2 separate regions of the Homo sapiens genome follow, and region 2 is linked to region 1. Evidence: read pairs that join two places in POLR2A ChIA-PET (ENCODE). Cell type or tissue: GM12878. All regions are shown on one strand.

What was found. ChIA-PET counts read pairs that join two places held together with the same protein. Peaks named below come from ENCODE experiments on the same cell type or tissue, not always from the same donor. Only the 100,000 strongest peaks of a DNase experiment are listed, where the experiment ranks them.
Region 2: POLR2A ChIA-PET joins it to region 1 with 5 read pairs; 3 of 35 experiments call an interaction of 5 or more read pairs at or near these places.

The regions. Positions count from the first base shown.
Region 1 is chr3:105,829,760-105,832,259 of GRCh38, forward strand. All of the region lies in intron 3 of CBLB (Cbl proto-oncogene B), which reads right to left. Among named protein-coding and RNA genes, the nearest start is that of CBLB, 38 kb to the right of the region's middle. In GM12878, no CTCF peak of the experiment used is centred here; no DNase peak of the experiment used is centred here; H3K27ac peaks cover 987 bases.
Region 2 is chr3:105,705,884-105,708,383 of GRCh38, forward strand. The region is part of intron 10 of CBLB (Cbl proto-oncogene B); the gene reads right to left. Among named protein-coding and RNA genes, the nearest start is that of CBLB, 160 kb to the right of the region's middle. In GM12878, no CTCF peak of the experiment used is centred here; no DNase peak of the experiment used is centred here.

The DNA.
Region 1 (2,500 bases):
CTATTTTTCTTCTACATTATTATACTTTTGAAACATTTCTTTATATTTCTAGTTAATTATCCTACTGCAAGAGAAATTCTTGCTATTGAAAGCCATGATAAGAAGTGTAAATCATCTATTACATATATTTGAAGTGGTATCTTCAAATAGTTTTAATTTAAGGGGATATCTCATTTCATATGTAATTAGTCAGCACATGTATAAACCCAAGGATCCCAACTGTCAGATGTATTTTATTTGCTTCCCTTTTCACTAGAATTCTTACTCTGGGGAATTCCAATGCCTTAGGTGTTATAAATGAGAACAAAGAAGAAGGAGTGATGCAGAGTTATCACACTTTCTACCTCCTCCCCTGCCCCTGCCCCAGTAATGCATTGCTGCCAACATCAAAACATCTTGGAAGGCTGTCCAGGGTATCGTTACCTTACAAATCCCCATGAACCATGATGAGAAAAGCCTACTATTAATAAATAAATAAAGCCACGTAATAGGTGTCCAAAATTGCCTAATAAGATTGCCCATTGTTTATATGACAGACATTTAGATCCTTGTACTCTGTACTTAATTTCCTACCAGAAGCAATATTTCCTATCAAAGACTTTTCCTTTGTTGTATGTAATAATTTCCCCTGACTCAGCACTATAAGGATCTGAATGTTTTTCTTCTGTTACAGGAAGCGTTGGTAACCCGGATACAGAATCAATCTTATAAAGCATCATATAACAAGAAAGATCAGTCAGACTTAGTCATGAAAGACAGGAGCCAGATTAAAAACTAGGTATTTTTTGTTGTTGTCTTAAAAGACCAATTTCTGTATCTAAAAGTTTGTTTCCAATAAATAAGTAAATAATTTACAGTCTAATATTAAGTTGTAAAGTTTAAAAACAGTAAAAATCTGTTTATATAATTTCAGAAACAGAGCCATTATCAAGTAAGAAAGTAAGACACATGCCATGTAATGGAAAGCTTATCTAAAGAGTAGCCTAATGTGAAGTACAATGTCTACTTCTCCTTCAATTAAAGCACAATGAACCAAAAACCACCAAATTTATGTCAAACTCTGTTCTCAAAAGTTGGTCAATTCATTCATTCAGATATTAACTGATTGCACATTGTCCATATAGCATGTAGTCTAGTGTAAATATAAAACATGGGAAGCACCAAAATTATAATTCAGTGACACCAAACTTCTAAGTGACTAGAACTTAGCTGAGGAGACACGGCTGACATGAAATATCCAAAATGCAAAACCTTGTCATTTAAATACGAAATTGCATGGTAACCAGAGTAACTTCCTTTCTTGTTTTATTTTTTCTGATATATACTTCCCCCAAACCAGACCATACACATAACCATGTTCATGGTTGAAAAATCAGAAGAGCAGAAGAGAAAAAGTGTAAAAATGAAAACACAATCCTTCAATTCCTCCACTCCTGAGATATCCAGCACCAAAGAACCACAATACAATATGCTTTCACATATTGTATTCTAAGCTAGGCGTATACTCCCATTCCTTTAAAATATCTTCCATGACATCTTTTCCTGCCTGTATCTCCTACCTGAGCATTAGCTTGGGGAATAGCTCAAATACATTTCCCCATTGAAAGGATGGGGATCTCCAGGTGGGCTCAGACCGCCAGGCGGGCTCAAATGCCATCCTCCGTGATTCCTGAAAATTGTGAGCTTCCCTCAAGTAGAAATGAGAACCTGAAGCATCAAGATAGAACTGTCTCTACACCACCAACTACAATGTTCTGACAAAAAGTAAAAGCTAAAAAATGCTCAAGTTCTAGCACTTGATTATTCAGAAAATGCTTCAAGAATGAGAACTTCAATTATACTTTGAAAGACAGTTAAAATTTGTTGGGGGAGAAAATAAATCATCAGAAAATATTCACAATACTAACTGTGACAACCTATTTGATAGGATGGTCAAAAAAGACCCATCTAAGGAGGTGATATTTATGCTTAGATCTTTATCCCTCCCCTGAAAATATGTAGAATCAAAAGAAAAACTTTTCAGGAAGGCAAAGCAATTTGAGGAGGCAACAAGTAGAACATACCTCAGAACTGAAATTAGACAAGTGAGGCTGAAGTTTAAATGTTATTCAAGAGTAAGCAAGAAAGTCACACATTATGTTTTTTAAATTATTTCCAATTAAGGGAACCAAATAAAAATACACAGAGGGATACTGAACAGTTAAGAAAAGAAGGTTGCAGCCAAAATGCTAGTCAAAGTAGTTTCAGGTTGATACAACAGGAAATTTTAAAAAAAAATTTAATTATATTAAATAGAGCTGGCATAATATAATTATTAAAGCAATGGATGAAAATTCTTTAAAGAAGGTATAAGGTAATGCCCGAATACTACTCACCTATTTGATGAAAACAGATGTGTACCATAAAAAGATTCCCATATACAATATACGACCCATATACAACTAAGAAACTACCCCAACAGCACCTCTGTTATAGCAATTTTGAAATTTTAATGTCCACT
Region 2 (2,500 bases), 120 kb before region 1:
CCAGCACTTTGGGAGGCCAAGGCAGGAGGACTGCTTGAAGCCAGGAGTTTGAGACTAGCCTGGGCAACATGGCAAGACCTCCTCTTTACTAATTTTTTATTTTTTTTAAATTAGAATGGTGTGGTGATACACGCCTCCAGTCCCACGACTCAAGAGGCTAAGGTAGGAGGATTCCTTGAGCCCAGGAGTTTGACTCTACAGTAAGCTATAATCGTACCACTGCACTCCAGCCTGGGCAACAGAGCAAGACCCTGTCTCTAAAAAAATAATAAAATAAATAAATCTGAGTAGCTAAACAGAAGACTATACCTCCGATATGCCTGAATATTGTCATGACATTACTAAACTGCAAAGTCTTTGTCTCTGTTGGTGCCGAATAACAAAATCATTCAACAAAATTCAACATAATTTTACATTACAATTTTTAGAAACATTTCTTTTTTAAAAATTAATGATTCTTTTTCATTTCTTTTAGCTCGGTTATGGTAAGTCAAAAAAATTCAATTGTCACTGAAGGAGAAAATAAAGAATCTCTATAGTCACAAACTGACTTGAGTACAGCCAGTGATTCTTAACAAAAGAATAGTTCTACCCAGAAAGTCACAGGGCCTCACATGTTCCATAAATTTGAACCTTCTGGAGCAAAACTAATCCCAAAATCATCATAGATCAGAAAAAATTCCTCATGTAAAGCTATTTGCATCACAGCATCTTGACACTGTAGATCAGCAATTGTCACAGGACATCTAATTCTCCACCATTCCTATTAGGATAAATTATATTCTCTGAGAACTAGAAAAGCTATTACCTGAAAAAAATGCTTTGTTGATATGGCTACTCTCCTTTACAAAGAAGAATCAAGAAGCAAAGCTATCAATACTGTTTCTAGCCCAAACAATATATTTTTTTATATATAGAAAGAATGCACAGTTCTTTAGTTACTTGCAAAAACACTTTTCAGGGCTAGATGTACACACTGCAAAGACTGCTGAATGAGACCTGTGCTCCTCCAAGCACTTTTTTTCTGCAAATATTTTCCTACTTCTCTCATTAACTGAAACAAGACACAGAATTGTGATAGAGCTAACAGCCCATTATCAGTATTAGGACTTGACTTTCACCCTAGATTGGATTAATTACTAATATTTAAGCAGTTAGTAAATTTCTAGCATGTTTAAATGGGGTAAATTTGATTTCAGATGTGTTGAAGAGCCTGTTGGATACTGAAAGAGTATAATGAAAATCCTCAGAACAGACATCCAAACCAATGTGTGTGGCAAAGTAATAACCTTGAACTTTTAGATACTTCCAGACGAGCAGGCTCTCTGAAGCTTTGTGAATGTAATTGGAAGCATATCTTGCTTAGCGCAATTCATACTGTGTTCTGAAGGTGATTATGTACTGTCCTTTTGAAGAATTAATTCATTTAGAAGCTACACAGTATCTGTAAGTTGGCTTAGTTAGAAGGATTTTATGGAGAGTATGTGAAGAAAAAAAATATCTTTCATCTTTATTGATTATATGTACTAAACTCACCAAACCTCATTTTCCTGAGTTCTCCTAAATTAGAGTAAAATTCCTACCTAAGAGTAGATAATTTAACAATGCTCTTTTGATAGTAATGCATTATTCTTTGCTGAACCTTTTACTATTTTTAAAAACAATTATGCAGTTAGTGTACTGAAGCTTTGCCTTAACTTTCATTGCTGGTAAAATTCAAACACTATGAAGATTTGTAAACATTTTTAGTAGGTAATGTTCATATAGAAGGTCACTTTTAATTTATTTGAGTCATCACAAATTGTGTTTTTTCCTTCCTATTTGAAAGTCTACGGAAAAAAAGGAAATCTAGCACAATGTTGCACAATCCAGTCCATAATTAATTTATTGGATGAGATATTAAAAATTCAGGACATCAAAATTTATCAGCTCACTTTAAAGAATAAAAAGTCTGCTCTTTTTTATCCTTCTGAAAATAAAAAAAAACAAAGTACATCAATTCAATGTAGACCAAAATTATTTCTCCTTTAAAAGACAATGCTGTCTTTTTGTAATAGCTGCATTTTTTATTTTTATTTTTGCATTTTAAAAGACTAAATTCTAGAGTAACAGACTTTTCCCCTGTACAGGTAATCACCAGGTAATTCAAATGCCTCTATAGCTGGGACCTGAATGTGGGAATTCATCTTTAGCCCACCAGTTCATATTATCCCCTAAATTGACTCCTTATCAGCCATTTCCTCCACCCTTTTCTGGGCTTTCTTCCACAGTTCTAATCCCCAGCTCAAATCACCCAGGCCATTTATCTTTTTCTACATGTGATAGGTGATAAAGGGAGCTGTTGGGGTAAAACAATAATAACAAACAAACATAGAGCCAATCCCCTGGCTCAGGTTTAAATTCTAAGACTGTGAACTGTGCTAATTATCACTTACTGATTTGTCCACTGTTCCTCTTAATCACTACTACTTCCATTGTGTATAAAAATGCAGACCAAATA